2 separate regions of the Homo sapiens genome follow, and region 1 is linked to region 2. The links are chromatin loops, found by intact Hi-C in ENCODE. Cell type or tissue: IMR-90. All regions are shown on one strand. Each heading gives the region's core, and the rest is flanking DNA. Links, peaks and the distances in the headings are about the cores only. Region 1 has its middle 32 kb from the start of LINC01986. Region 2 overlaps CHL1 (cell adhesion molecule L1 like).

Region 1 (8,346 bases), core at 275-8,274, 310 kb before region 2:
AAGTGTGGGAGACCCTTGGGAGGCCGAGGCGGGCGGATCACGAGGTCAGGAGATGGAGACCATCCCGGCTAAGACGGTGAAACCCCGTCTCTACTAAAAACACAAAAAATTAGCCGGGCGCGGTGGCGGGCGCCTGTAGTCCCAGCTACTCGGGAGGCTGAGGCAGGAGAATGGCGGGAACCCGGGGGGCGGAGCTTGCAGTGAGCCAAGATGGCGCCACCGCACTCCAGCCTGGGCGACAGGGCCAGACTCCGTCTCAAAAAAAAAAAAAAAAAAAAAAAAGTGTGGGAGACCCCTACCCCTAAATATCCAGCTCCTAATAGTTTCTCACTCTCACAGTAATTCATACACAGCCCACAGCAATTCATTACAATTACCAAATGAATGTTCCTATCAGTGTATGGCACCAGCTTGTTCTCTTCCAGGTAAGTAGATCTCAGGTATGTCTCTCTGGATGCACCCGATGAGTCCAAGAAAAGTTACTGATTTTCAGTTGGTTCAACTGTTTCTTGTCATAGGCCAAGTATGACGTCCAAATTCTTTATATGTCAGAGCTGAACGAGACTCCTAAGGCTTTTTTTTTTTTTTTAACTTTTTTCTTTTCTTTTTTGATGTTTAGAAGATATGGCAGTATTCCAGTACGTGTTAAGAGTATCCTGGATGGGAGGATGGCAACCACTAAAGCCAGTCTCTAGTCTTTTCAATTCCACCAAGTTCTTCGAAGAATGAAATGACTTCTTCCGGCAATCACAGCCTTGCCGAAAATCTGTGCTCCTCGAGCATAAATGCTAGTTGAAGCTAACAGGGACAGAGTTGATTAATGAACTAAAGGTACACTGCTGCTCCTGTTAATACATGCAAAGTTTACATGTTCCCAACATCAATGGGCTTTTGCATAACTGTGATATCTTCTCTGAGCTAATAATCTAGGTTGAGGTACTTGAGGGGTTCAGAGTATACCACCCTGAAATAGACTACTCTGGCATAAGAATTGTTTTGAGCTAAAGGCAACTGAGGGAAAAACAGACACAGGACACACTCTCTGTCCTTCCTTTCTCTACCAGGAAGACTAGAACAATTCTTAATCACCTGAGACAATGCTAGACTCTTATCAGCCCAGAGATGGCACCAGAGGAACCTACATAACTTTACTAAAAGAAATTGTATCTTCTATTAGTTTCAGCCTCTATATATAGCCCTCCACAAGTTATAGCCCTTGGAAGGCTAACAGTCTTTTGTCTTATGTCTTGCCACTTTTCTACACATTTATTATTATTTGCTAAGGTACTATATATGCACAAGTTCTTTTTTTTTATTTTTTATTTTTCCTGAGATAAGATCTTGCTCTGTCACCCAGGCTGCAATGCAGTGATGTGATCATAGTTTACTGCAGCCTCCAACTCCTGGCCCAAGGGATCCTCTAGCCTTAGCCTCCCAAGTAGCTAGGACTACAGGTGCACTCCACCAAACCTAGCTAATTTTGTACTTTTTGTAGAGATGTGATCTTGCTATGCTGCCCAGTCTGGTATGCTCAAGTTTAATCACCCCTTTGAGTCACTTGTCACTGAGGTTTCTCCCAAGTGATGTGCACTGCACACATTAATAAACTCTTTGTTTTTCTCATATTAATCTATCTTTTGTGAGTTTAGTTTACAATGAACATAAGATAGTGTCTTATTCTATTCGGGCTTTTATAACAAATTACCATAGACTCAATATTTATTTCTCGCAATTCTGGAGGCTGAAAGTCTTAGATCAGAGTGCCAGCATAGTTAGGATCTGGTAAGAGTCCTCTTCCAGTTTGCACAGTTGACATCTCCTTGTATCCTCACATAATGTAAAAAGGGCAAGCTAGCTCTCCAGCCTCCTCTTCTAAGGGCACTAGTCCCATTTATGACAGTTCCACTCTCATGACCTAATTACTTCCCAAAGGTGACACTTCTAAACACCATTACATTGGGATTCGAATTTCAACATGAATTTTTGGGGAACACAAACATTCAGTCCCTTGCAGATGGGTAAAGGGAAAAGATTTTTCCTCCCTTACATACTCCATTTGTTATCTATTCTGAGGCTTGAGAATTTCCTACAAAATGGATATGTTTAGATAGAGAAAGAGAAATTTTGCTAAATGATGCCTGTAAAGCTTAGCAGTTAGAAGTTTATGTATCTAAAATCCTAATAAGCCTATGTTGGATGATACCTTATAAATCCTCCTTTCTTTCATTGTGAGGGAAGGAGCTGAGTCTTAGAGAGGCTGAGCCACATGTTCAAGAGTTTAATGAGTAGTGGGGTCAGTAGAAGCCATGTCTTTCTAACTCTAAAGATAATGGCAGCCTGTGTAAGACAGAGACTCTTAGGTTTTGTGTTGTCTCCTCTCTATGCTTCTTCCCTCTACTTCAAGACCTCTCCTACCAAAGCCTGTCTAAAGCCATGAATAGATGGAGCTTTTTCTATTGCTGCTGCAACAAATTACCACAAATTTAGTGTCAAGTAATACATATTTTATGTTATAGTTCTGGAGGTCAGAGTCCAAAATAGATTACTAGGCTAAAAAGAAAGTATCTGTAGGGCTGCAGTCCTTCTGGAGGCTGTAAGGAAGAAACCATTCTGTGGCTTTTTCTAGCTTTTAGAGGTCATCCACATTCCTTGGCTCATGGCTCCCTTCCTCCATCATCAAAACCAACAAGGTTTGGCTGAATACTTTTGAGGCTGCCGTCTTTCCAATTCTCTTGCTTCTGTCTCCTCCTGCACTTTTGAGGAGATGACATTAGGTCCACCTTGAAAGTCCAGGATAATCTTCCTATTTTAATGTCAGCTGGGTAGCACATTTAACTGTCCTTTGCTATACAACCTAACATATTCACTGTTTCTGGGGATTAGCTATGGACATCTTTGGGAGACCATTATTCTGCCTGCACCAGAGACAGAGAGAGAGAGAGAGAGAGAGAGAGACAGAGAGAGAAATTCCTCTCACAGCATATGGTTGGGAAGTTGATATATTAATGTATAAGTGAGGAGATAAAAACAAGACTGCTGGTAAATAAGACAGTATAGGACAATTAATTGATGAGATTCAGGTTATAGCCATTGGAATAGAGAGAAGGCACAGATCTAAGTGCACTGGATATATCCAAGAAAGTTACATCTATCTGGGTAATGAAGACTGCATAGCTATTGGATGAGGCAGGAAGGGACCCCAGTGAAGTGAGGAGCAGAGTTAGGAAAGAAGGCATCATGTGTACAGCACAGGGATGGAACCGACTCTAACGAGTTAGGTCATGTTGATAACTAGCAAGAAAACTGTGGATAGGAAGGGTAAGATGAAATTCTGTTTACTCTTAAAGCTAGACAGGGAATTCTTATGAAAGGACAATTTTAAAAAATCCAAGTAAATGGTACATGAATTCTCCTTGGCTTCAGAGCACATGGACAATGATTAATTGCAGCAATATCATATGAAATCACCATTCTGTAGGTCAAAAATTGTCAAATATCTGCAATTTCTTATGATTCACCTTAAAAGAAGTGTAGAGGCTCAATATTACTCTAGAAACGTGGAGGGAGATTCAATGATCAGAAAGTTGTCCTTTAAAATCACCACAAGAGGGTGGTAAAGAATTATGCTTTATATCGCACACCTGCAGAATATTGGTCTTTCCACACACAAAAATAATTATTTAAATGTATGTAAGATGGAGCTTTGGAGATGTTTTTCTTTCTAATTTGTTGTTGTTAATCATACTTAAAATAGCGTGATTTGGCATCCACAAAGTATATTGGCTGCTAGCTGGACGTCTTCAATGCAGAGAACACCAATTACATGCACATATCTCCATCTTCCATATGTGTATGAATGCGCTTAAAATGCAACAGATTCATACATAAATTATAAGCACCTCATCACTGTCAAACTTCTAATCTATGATGATGAATTAAATAGAATTTTAAATGGAGAAATCTATATTTTAAATTCATTTCCCTATCTTGTTTATAAAATGAAATATTGAAATGAAGTTAGGGGAGTGGTCCTGTGGTTCATGTTCAAATGTTAGTCAAGCTCCGGCTGTTTACCGTTCTCAGTGACCTTGATTAAATTGCTCAACTCAGCTGGGAACTGAATTGTGTATTTAGAGGATTAAGCAGTGCTGCCCGACATTTTAGAGTTAGACACACCTACTATAACTTGCTTTGGCATTAACGCTGGGCTTCTCTTGAATTAAAATGGCAATCTCCATTCTGCAAGGGAAGGTCTCAGGGACTTGAAGATATGTTTACTCTATCCAATAACACGGGTATTGATTTCTGATTTCTTTTTTCATTTCCCTTCTTTATAACTTAAAATTCCCAACATTTTAGTAGAGACGTATTTAATCTGTAGTGTTTGATTATTATATGTGCACCTGTGCCTGCAAGTGTATCTGTATGTGTGCCTGTGTGCATGTGTGCATGGATGTATATGAGTGTCTGCATGTCTGCCTTGTGATATGTGAGTGAATACTTACCCAATGTGTGTGCATCTCTGTGTTTTGTTGTGTGTTTTCCTATGTGCACTACATAAGTGTGTGAGGGTTGGGTGTATGAGAGTCTGTGCATGTGTGTCTGCAGGAAGTACATATGCAAGTATGGCACACGCATTGGCATACATTGATGTGCACTTGTGTACATACGCGTTTGTGTGTGGGTGTGAGATATACATTGTGGTGTGTTCATGTGTGACGTGTGTGCACAGGCATGTGCAAGAGTGTGCTGGTGTGTGTGCATGCATGTGTGTGTCCCTAATGTGCATGTGTGTGTGTCTGCATGTGTATTTGAGATTTTGGTAGGCAAGTAGGGAGATTGCAAATTGAGTGTGTGTAGGTGCATATGTGTATACATGTGCCTGTTTGTGTGTGTGTGTGTGTGTGTGTGTGTGTGTGCATAAAGATAAAGAGCTAGATACATTGTCTTTAGAACCGTATTCACAGTTGAGCGCCTTTCTCTGAGCCAGGAGAATCCAGTGTGCTCCTTGTACCCTCTCAGAGTTTAACAAGGGAAAGCTTTGAACTTTCAACTTTAGTGCCGGGGCTGCTACTCCTTTTGCCTTTCCCTCTTCCCCCATAAAACGTCTGTTTATGTATTGTGTAAGAACCCATTTTAAACCCACCAACCTCCCCTTACTTTTCACTTACTCTGCGTAAAAGCTTAGTCAAGTTTAAGAGCACTTTAAGAGCATAGGTGATTCGTCAGGGTGTGAGAACTATGATTCAGGTATTTATTTTCATCACTTCATACCTTTACTTTCTCTAGTATTTGACAGTTTGGGCTCTCGGGTAATATCATAAATGACTTTGAGTTTCTTTGGAGAAGAAAAGTGTAAAATAGACTTTGAAATGATCTTTTTATTAATGTGACCATTTCATTAGCCACGGCACATTTTTTTTAAGAATATATTTTCAGTGAATCTTTTAAAGCTCATTTTATGCCTGCCTTTATTTAAACTCGATATTCTTTGGCAAAAATGCCGGAGTAGACTTTGCAAGTCCTGTTTTCTTGGAAACAGATGATTGCTCACCTTTGAGGTTTGTCTTGAGAATGTGCTCTCTGATCTTCTTAGAGTTTAGTGCATAATCAGTTTTTCTTCTTTTTTTTCCTGGCTCAGCAAATTTTCCAAGCTAGGTTTTTCTAGTTTTGGAGTATTTGGAAAAAAGCAAGTGACTTTCTAGTCAGGGAGTCCGAAGGTCACATCCGGAGCCAACCGCATGTCAAGTTTAATCTCCTGGCCTTTACAACTATTAATATTTACTCATGATGTCTTCTGGACATCTACAAAATTTTAGTCCACACTGTACAATTAGGAAACAAATTATATACTGCTTTTTTAATCTATTTTTTTTAACAGGAGTGGCTTTGGTTTCTTTTTTAATGTATTCCTTCTTACTGTTATATAGTAGGCTTGCCATAAATTTCTATTGTTAGTCCTTGATATTTTATGAATAAAAAATTTTAAAAACTGATAGTTTCTCAGATAATGTATAGTTGAAACATGTTAATGCCGTCGATTTGCTGCATAAGAACCAGAACACCTCACCACCACATCATCCAAAATGGAGTTTATGCTTCAAAAGAAAGGGAGTAAAGCTGTTGGCTTTAAATGTATAGAGACTACATAAACATTTCTTGCAACACTTGATTTACCTACATAATGTCAAGTATTTGTTGGCATCATGAAAGACAAGATTTTGGGGGATGAGATATGACTTAACCTACAGAAGTTTCTAGAAATGCCAAGATTTTCAAATTATTATTATTACTACAAAGAAGCATAGACATTCAGGTCATTTTTAACTCATATTTAATAGACATATGAGCTATTCCTCTGAAAGAAATGCTGGAAGACTATGTTTATCAGTTGACAGTGTCAAAATTAGGGTCTAAAATGTGAATCGATCAACAGGACTCCTCAATTATCAGCTTGTTTTGTTCTTCTTGATCCATGGCTATTATCTCTGTTCTTCCAATTCCACTTCAGGATTTGTTAGTGCATATTCTCTCCCTTTTGAGATTAATCCATCCTTGATTTCATTGTCTTCTCATTCCCCTCTTATATGCTATAGCTGATCTGACAGCGTGATTTCTGTCTGCCAACTGAATTCACATGCATTTTCCAAACTCAGTTCAATTAGCTGATTTTGATCAGTTTATTGTATGCAAAATAGTCTTAGGAACTGTAGATACACAAGGACAATTCTCTTCCCCATACTTAATATGGTCATAAGCCTTTGGTTGTATACAGAAAAACTGGAAGAAGATCTTTAGGCTTCAAATTATTTCACCATAAGACTCAGCAGCTCAGTGTAGTACTCAATGAGATAATAAAAACATTTTTGATACAAAAAAAGTACCTGTTTCTTTCACTGCTCTTTGGATTGCCTACTCTTAATGTTTCATCTCCATGTTTACACAGATTAGCTGATCAAAACAGGAGTGATGACAAACTAGTAAATGTATGATTTTGTGTTTATCCAGTCATAGCTACTTCTACTGTAGGTATTACTGAGTCCACATGGGACTGTGGGCTTGTGACACATTGACTGCAGTTCTTCAAGAGCCAGGAAATTTTCTCTAACTCAAATTCACTCTTCTACTTTAAGAACAGAAAGGCCAATGATAAATTATATAAGAAGATATAACAACAAATTTGGATAGCATGTTGATTGCAAAACATTCTGAGTGAGGTTCAGTGTCGCTGATAAGGTGCAGAGAAAGTTGTGGAGAGACTCATGGCTGCTTCACTACTTCATGGGCAACTTGCCTGGCTTTTCTTCCCTTTGTTCCAGATTTACTTCAGCCTTACTCACTTTATGTCACTTCTCTTCAGCCAATTCCGTTTATTAAACAGATATTGAGCAACCATCAGATGCCAGACATAACCATATGTTCTAGACAGCAGCTAATATACTATCTGGTAAATAGTAGTAGTACACTATAAATAGTTGAGATTAACAACTGTGTGAAAAGTGAATAAACAAATGTATAGTTTTTCAAACATGGAGATATTCCCCTATTTGCCTCTCACTGATTTGGGGATATAGCTAACATTTCTGGCCCCATAGTTGGACTTTCACTGAGGGGTCATTCTTGCTGACTCTCTGGACCCTCTGTGCCTATGTAGCACTTTGGTGCCTGTCTGTTGTCTTCTTGCAATCTTCCACTTCCCTGCTCTCTTGGATCCTTGTAGCTCCTTTCCATGTAGATGGAATACCATGCCAGGATCTTCTTTGCCAAATAATTCTATGGTCTCTAAAATTATTGACTTCAGATTTAGTGCACAACAAATAAAAGCCTGAGTCACTTATTTGTTGAATCACTCATTAATTTGTTTTTTAAGAAAAATAAGCTTCTACCAAATGCTGGGCCATGCTGCAAAAAGGGAACCCACACTCAACAAAAAGCAGTTCCTACACTGGAAATGGACACAAGGACAAGAAAACTGGTAATTATCAAAAGACAGCCTGACTTGAGCACTAAAAAACTGTATTGCACGAAAACCCATCCCTAAAGTCTCCAAAACAGCCACATTGTTAGAAAAGTATCCAATGCATAATAATTTCATTGAATATTTGCCAAATAACATTTTTAGATGGACAAACATATCTATTCTATTAAGTCAATACAAAATAAATAGCATCAAACAAAGAACTGATAGTGATTGGAATGACAAGAATTAGATCAAAATTTTAAAAGTGGTATTTTAAGATGTAAATGAACTCAAACTAAGCTAGTAGCATTAATAAGATAGAAATTCTAGGAGACTTTCTTAAATAAGGAGGTAAAAATTATTTCAATTAATTCAACAGCTTTTGA
Region 2 (8,346 bases), core at 70-8,069:
AATTTGGCTACATCGTGCAACAGGGGTATTTTTCTGTAACCCCCTCCTCCCCTCCCTGGCACACACACACCCACGAACCAGACATATCTAATTGTTAGATTCTCCTCCAAGTTGCTGACTATTAGAAACACTTCCAGATGGCTGGAACATAGCTACGGTAGCTGAATATTTTAACAATCTGGCCACAGTTTTCTTGACTATAAAACCAAACCTTTCAAAAGAATTGCAAGGGTTGCAAAAAACGAAATCAAAGATGTAACATTAATTATGCAATTTAAAATGTTGACTATAGGACTCCAAAGGAATATAGATTTCCTGAACAAATTGTTCTCACTACTCATAAAACAGCTATTAGCACTATTGAGATGTAAATGATGTTTTTATGAAGAACTTTTAATCCTCTCTCTTTAGTAAGAAACTATTAAATGTACCTTCAGTTGTATGTTTTTGAAGTTTCTCTTTACCTATACACATGAAAAACAAATTGAGCTTAAGAAGTCTTTACTTTTTTTTCTAAAGTGTGGAGGTAATAAATAAAAACTTTGTTAATCATCTGGATGGATGAGCTCGTGTTTATTCAATTTTTTCTGCCTTCCTGCACCCTCTCCTTTTCCTTTTTTGTCTCTTTTTTAGAAGCCCACATTAAATAATAAGGATTTGCCATGTGAGAAAATAGCAATGCTATTGTATATTTTGAAAATCTACTCCATTCTGAAAACACCCATTGTGCTTAAGTAAAATCATGGATTCGATTGGATTCTTTCTGTATGTGCAATGTCTTTCCTATTACCAAACATAATATAATCAAATACTATGAGCTTGTAATTTAGGTTGCAACATCCTAAATATAAAATCAGACTGCACTTCAAATCCTATAATATGTATGAGCAAAAGCAGCCAGGATGTCTTGACTAGGTACAACTGTATATTCTAAATATCTAAGATATGATTAATTACACATTCAATAAAAAGAGATATATTATAGTGACATCTAAAACAGTCTACATCCAGAAATCAAAATATAATCACAATCACATTTCAATAGACTATTTAAAAATAAGCTCCCACCAATAATTTTTATGTTGTCAACTTTTGAATTATTTAAAGCCTTTGAATTTTAGTAAGTGAAATAGGAAAGCATTTATATGTAATTATAGAGCCATAGTATAATCCAAAATGTTTTTGCATTTTCAAAGGTTGTCATAAAATCAAATGCAACTCAGTCATTAATATACTTGAGAAATCCTTGTTTTCAAATAACAAACCTATTTCTAAAATGTTGCGATTAAATCCAATTTTTGTTGAACCTAACAAGTTTTGATTTATTAAAATATAGATTTTAATAAGAACCTGTGAAGAAACAGTTTTACTAAAAATAACCAGTGTTGTATGTTCTATAGGTACCAAGTTTGTTTTATTTTGTTTTTTTCCTAGTGATAAACATCTCTATTTAGCTTGCTTAATATATAGTCCCAATGTTCAGACATTTGCATCTGTTTCCAGCAACATGAGAAATATTTATCATCTTATTTTTGTATTTACAATTATGAGAAAATGCATAAAGTTTCAACATAAGCAATTTTCATCTGTTACCATATGTCTTAGGATAATAGATAAAAGAATGGGTTTCTATGAGGATGGTATTTTTCCTCAGAATTTTTGGTTTTAAGGCTCAAGAAGCAGCTGTTTCTGAGCAGAACAAGCTTGACTCAAGTCCCTCCCAATATTACATGATTCAGGACCAGCTTACTTCTATAGGAGAAATGGATGAAAAGCATTAAAGTAAATTTTCAAGCAATTATAAAGAAAGCTTATAAAGAAGGGTTAAGGTAAAGTATAGTGAGGAAGCCTAGTGAATGCTCAGAACTTCTTGAGTCAGTTGATAAATATTGGGGGAGCTTGGATTTGGAAGCATAAATTGGGCTGGCCTTCTTTCCTGTCTTTGATACAAATTCATAAGATAACACTAAATTAGAAACAAAAACCACATGACTTCAGAGTCTAAATGCTGCTCATCCATAGTTGCTGTGTATTTATCTGTGGAATGGCGAGAACAGGAACTGGAGCTTCCTTTGCTGGTGGGCCTGGGCAAGTTAGGCAACTTCTCCAAAGCTCAGCCCTCTGTCTGTAAGATGAAAGGATTGGATGACGTGATAATTTGGAACCTCTTTCAGTAATACTAATATTACTAATAGTCCTAATAGTAAATATCCTAATGGCAATAGTAATTATTCAAGAAGATTTACAGAAATATCATTATTGCTTGATTTTCTTTATTTCTGCATACGTTGAAAGCAATAGTTGTAATTTTCTATTATAAATATGATATGCCATAATGTTCATGTTCATGGAATATTTTTCTCTAACTTACAGATATTTAGTTTTATATTGGTTGTATTAAAATAACCAGAAAAAAAGTAAGGATATCATTAAAAAAATGCAAAATAGACAAAAATAAACCTTCACCTCAGAAAATGATCGCAGTTTATAATTTGGACTAGTGTATTTTAAACCAAGTGACTAAACATTTACAGGTAGTACAGCTTATGAATACAGATATTTAACTTGGAATTTAACAATTAAGTCCACACCCTGTGGAGTAATTACAAAGGCACTTATCTCACTTGGACTTGAACTTGAACTTGCCAAGGCTAGTTGTGTACTTTTGTTTCCTCTGATGAACTTACAGTTCTTTCCTTTTTACATAATCCTCTTTTTCTTCCTTTACTTAGAAAAATTTTAATGATATTTTTTCATTGTATACATACATATATCTTTGAAGACTTTCGTTTTTAGCTAAAAATGGAAATCTAAAATATCTTTGGGGAAATAACCAAACTACACTTGATGGGAGTTGCTACCTGCAGGTTTTGTGCAATTTTCTCTGAAATCAAATTATCCAAACCATCAACACTTTAATCTAAACCTTTTAGTTACCCCTGACATAGCAATATTCATGAAGTTATAAAACATAGAGTTATAAAAACATGGAAATCCAGTAAAATGTGTCATCTGTTTCTGACATACTTTGTAGTATTGTTACACTGGAGCATTAGGGCATAGAAAGATACAGGTAATTTTAAGGTATATTTTGCTGCATTGTTTTGACTGCAGAAAGCTAAACACTGCTTTTGGGCTTCTCTCTCTCCCCTCTTACAAAAAAACTCTAGGAAATAATATTTTTCAAGTAGATTATATGTATAAATGCTATAAGATCACTAAGAAATATTCAAAATAAGCATTAAATATTTTAATTAGTTTTATTTTTAAAATTCTTACAATATAATTCTTGTGTATCCACCTTTTTAGATGCCATGCTGCAGCTTGAAAATAACCTGTAGTGAGCTCTAAATAAACTCACCATCTGCTTATTCTTCCCTCATTTTTTCCTAGTGGGGTAGCTACTTGTATAGCTAAATAAAATGGTTGTATATAACTATTTTCAGTATGTTGATGTATGATACATGCTGAGTCCAAATTAAACACAAGCACACACACACACACACACACACACACCATACAACACAAAAGCAGCTCCCACCTTGCTTTGCAGAGCAAGTTTACCAAAAAGAGCTACTATGAAACCCTTTGTGGTGTCTGCCCTCTGCTGGTGCAAAGTAGAAATACAGGCCTTAACATTTTTGGACTTTTTGACATAGATAACATCTCTCATGAGCTCTTCACTTTACATCCAGAGCCTCCTCGCTGGACAAAGAAGCCTCAGAGTGCTGTGTATAGCACCGGAAGCAATGGCATCTTGTTATGTGAGGCTGAAGGAGAACCTCAACCCACAATCAAGTGGAGAGTCAATGGCTCCCCAGTTGACAGTAAGTTTAAAAACCAATTGCAATGCAATGCTGAAGGCCCTGGTTTGACGGGATTAATGATGGTCAGACGTGTGTAAAATGAAGTTGGTATGTGGTTGGATTAGCAGGACAGATACAACCAGCAAATCAGAGATTGTTTATTTCTAAGCAATTTGGTTGTTAAGACTTGATATTCATGGAAGAGCCATAAATAATATTTATACTGCCTGTGCCCTCTTATAAATTATATATAAGAATAAAGATTTTTAATTTTTAAAAAGAAAATTGAATGAGAAAGAGGATGCATCCAAGGAAAAAAGCCAATTATTGTTCCTGTCCCTGAGAAGAAACAGAACAGTAGCCTAGCAGCTGAGGGCACAGGTTCAAAGTCAGGACCTCCTTTAGGCTCAGGCAACAGCAACACCTGTCCTGGGCTCTGCCCTTTTAAGGGACTTGCTCTGATCACCCTCTGGTCCCGCTTGTCTCCATGATTTGAAAGCATCCTCAGGGAAAAGGAGGCATCCCAAGTCTGAACATGGTCCCATTACTGCCTATTTGCTACCAACCTCAAGCACAAAGACCTGAAAATCCCCATGCCCGGTCCACCCTGAGCCCACTCCAAATGGGCTGGGCGGGGAAAGACAGGAATGGCCCAGCACTGAGGGCCAACTCTCCCCATTTCACCATGCTCAGCATAGAGCTCCAAGGAGTCCCCAAATCTTCCACTGGAACCTAGAGCTCAGATTATTTTGGATGTCCTTGTTCAGGAAGAAGGATAGAACATATTTTTACGTGTCAATTGCTTAATTAAGAGCAGGTACGATAGTGGCTTCCATTTGTCCTTTTGCTCTGGGGCCTGCACAAGTCAAGGGTGAGCCACTTGGTGGATAACAGACCTCGGGTCCCGTCTAGGATGTGCACCTTGCCAGCTGTTTCATCTTGAGGTGTTTTCTGAATCTCCCCAAGCTTACGTTTTTTAAACTGCAAAATGGAGATAGTGGCGGTTGGTTGTGCTTGAATGAAAAAAAATGTGGCCAGCTGCCTAGGGCAGTGATTCATCTGTAGAGCACTGTGATGGTTTATAAACTCTGGAGCCAGACTGCCTGGGTTTGCATACTGACTCTACCACTTACTAGCTGCGTGACGGGGAGTATCACTGACCCTCTTCAAACCCATTTCTTCATCAGTAAATTGGGATAAAAATAACACTGACTCACGGGGTTGTTTTGTGGATTAAAGGAAACATCATGCAGAGAATGCTTAGCACGGGGACTGCCACAAAAACAGCCCCCCGTAAGGTATGGTTGGTTGGTATTGTTTTCCCATAACAGACACTCAGGAAACCTTAGTCCTCATTATTAACTATCTTCAGATTTGGGATTTTTCTCTTCATCTCTTTAGGGAACAGAATAAAAAATGAAAAATAATAATGAGGTTTTGGGTAGACGAAGGGAAATGAAAGCAACTTTTGTTTATAATGAATGTTCAGGTTACAAAAGTAAGGAACGCAGATTCTCCGGAACACAAAATCATAAAATATTATATTTGGATGGTATTTGGCTGTTTACAAAAGACATTCACAAATTACTTAGAATCCTCAAAAGAACTTTATAAAGGAGGTGCTATTATTCATATTTAACTGATTCGTTCATTCAATAATATTTATGGGGTACTTTCTATGTTCCCGGCACTGGACTTCATGCTTGAGATATACAACAGTGAATAAAATGGATGGAATCCTTGCTCTCCTGCCATTAGACAAATAACACATGAGTGTGTGCTATGGTGTGATAAAGCAGAAAATAGCTGGGTAAGGGCAGTGCCTGAAAGAGGTTCAGGACCCAGAGTTGCAATCTTAAGATCATAATAGTAAGACCCCTGTGGTAATTTACCTTTGAGTGGAGATGGGAAGGAAGTGAGGAAGTCAGCCACCTAAATAGCAGGGAAAGTGCTGTCTCAGTGGAGAGGTGTGTTGAGGAGGAGAAAAGAGGTGAGTGTGACTGAAGCTGAGGGAGTGCAAGGGGCAGCCCTAGGCCACCAGATCCGCCAGCAGGGGAAGGGGCCAGAGCTCAGGTAAAGATGAACATCGAAGTAGGGCCTTGGGATTTTGAGAATACACTAGGCAGCTCTTGGAGAATTTTAAGCAGAAGAGTGACACAATCTAATTTACATTTTTACAAGGTATTTTCCTGGCCTTTGAATGGAGAATGGACTGTGTGATTGATACTAGGTAGGAGGCCATCTGAGAGGCTCTGCGCTCAGGGCTAGATTGGTGGCAGTCATGGTTGGCTTCTGGATTTATTTTGAAATTGAGCCAATAGGTTTGTTAATGGATGAGGAGGTCAAGGCTGAAAATAAACTTATGCGAGACCACACAGCTGAATAATGGTAGACTTCAAACCAAAGCCAGGTGGCTGGAATCCAAGCTCGGTGTTCTGTTCACAGCTTTTGGCCCTGGCTCTACTTGTTGCCCTGCAAACAGGTCGTAAACTTTTATAGGCTGGGATATTTGATGACAGAGTGTTGGCTAGAGGATTTGAAACCTCTTTAAGCTTATTTTAGTTTTAGAGGTTATATATCCTTTCCCCATGTTATTTCAAAATTAAATCAAAATGATTGCTATTATTGATTATCGGACTAACCCTTTTCACATGCTTTGCATATGATATTTCTGAACCTCGTAGCAGCTTGAAAAATAGATTCTATTATTCTCCATTGGCAACTGAGACTCAGAGAGGTTACATTACTTACTGGAGAATGCAACCCAGGTACATTTAAAACCAGGAACTAAACCCAGGAAGGATTAACTCCAGAGCTGAAGTTTCGTCCATTTTATTGCATGATTTCTCACAGGGTTGACCAAAGACAAAACTGAGAAAGAATTTCTGAAGTATGTCAGGACTAGTGTGTTTTATAAAGACTTGGCCTTCTTGAATCCTGGGAGCTTCTGTTAGCCTTTGTCAATACACAACAATTTCCATACCCATGCCAACAGGCAGATTTAAGCAATGTTTAATTACTTAAATAAAGTATCATTTATATAGTCTAATTTCTTACTTTTGTAATGCAGTGTTAATTCAGAGCCATGCATGGATCAGACGGGATAAGGAGAACTAAATGGGAGGATGGCGTTAACTCTGAAAGTCTTAGGACCCTGAGTGGGGTGTGGAAGTGAAGAGTGGGATTAGAGACTCAGTGCTTTGCAGCATTCCTAAAGAGTTTAGCCTTTAAAAACTTGGAAGAGCTACTCATCTTGCTAATTTGCAAGAAATAAGTGATAAATTGTTCAACAGGATTGTATTAGTTTTCTAACATTGCTGTAACAAATTAAATTACCATAAACTTAGTGTCTTAAAATAGTGCATGTACACTATTTTACATTTCTGTAAAAGTCCAACACGAGTCTTGGCTAAAATCAAAATGTCAGCAGTGCCATGTCCTGGAAGTGCTTGGAGAGCATTCCTTCGTTTGCCTTTTCCAGCTTTTCCAGGCTGCCCACATTCCTGGCTCCCTTCCGCCATTTTGAAAGCCAGCTACACTGCATCTCTCTGACCATCCTTCCATGGTCACATTTCCCTCTGACCATAGCCAAGGAGGGCCTTCTGATTTTCAGGAGCTTTGTGATTACATTGAGCCCACTTGGGTCATCCAGATGTAGGAAATAATTTTCCTACCTCAATGTCCTTAATCTTAATCACATCTGCAAGTCCCTTTTTTCCATGTAAAGTAACAAAGTCATACATTCTGGGACTTAGAACGTGTACATCTTTCAGGGGCTATTGTTTTGCCTACTTACAGGGGCCTTTCAGGAATAAAGGTTACCCAACCTAACATTTTAAGTCATTCCAATAAGTATTTACTGGCTGGATTTTCTCTGGTAGCTGCTCTTTGGGCAGTGGGGACACACTGCACAACCTCACACTCAGGTCCTGCCCTTAGAGAGCTCACAGTCAAGTGAAAAAAATCTTCATTTGTGACTCCTAGGCAGAAAAAGATGTGTAAGTCTTTTATTTCAATATGTAGTATTCATGTTTTCTAGAACCTAAAGCTTAGTATAGTCATTATCTCGTATAATGGAGAGACAATCAGAAAAGTAGAATTCGATTGATTATTAATCTTGTAATGTCCTTTAAACTAAAAATTTTTGCATTTGTGCCCTTCCCTTGACATTTCCAGCTAACATGTTTTCCTTCCCACTGGATTTATATATATAAAATATATGTTATATATATATATATTATATACGGATATTATATATAATATAATAATATATATTTATATCTATATATATACTATAGATATAGATAAAGATATACACATACATAGTATCATAGCAAGGGCAGGGCTTTTAGAGTCAGAAAAGTGGCCAAATGTTGTGGGATGTGTCATCCAACTTCTCTGTAATCCAGTCCCCTCACCTTTAAAATGGCCATGTAAATGCTGATCCATCGAGTTCTGAGCAGTGTCAGTGAGATCATGCATGTGCCACATCCAGTAGAGTTTTTGGTCCTTAAATGCATCAGAAATGTTAGGTATTCTT

What was found. A loop is a pair of places that touch in the nucleus more often than their neighbours do. Peaks named below come from ENCODE experiments on the same cell type or tissue, not always from the same donor. Only the 100,000 strongest peaks of a DNase experiment are listed, where the experiment ranks them.
Region 1: it touches region 2 in a loop (10-fold over the local background); 14 of 110 quality-filtered maps call a loop at or near these places.

Annotation. Positions count from the first base shown.
Region 1 is chr3:39,461-47,806 of GRCh38, forward strand. No RefSeq gene overlaps it. Among named protein-coding and RNA genes, the nearest start is that of LINC01986, 32 kb to the left of the region's middle. In IMR-90, for the core only: a CTCF peak has its summit at 3,608 (motif pointing right); no DNase peak of the experiment used is centred there.
Region 2 is chr3:350,945-359,290 of GRCh38, forward strand. CHL1 (cell adhesion molecule L1 like) reads left to right here. Exons shown (of 28, transcript NM_006614.4): 11 at 3,696-3,827. Among named protein-coding and RNA genes, the nearest start is that of CHL1-AS1, 31 kb to the right of the region's middle. In IMR-90, for the core only: a CTCF peak has its summit at 3,612 (motif pointing left); DNase peaks (open chromatin) are centred at 3,587 and 4,907; H3K4me3 peaks cover 228 bases; H3K27ac peaks cover 1,629 bases.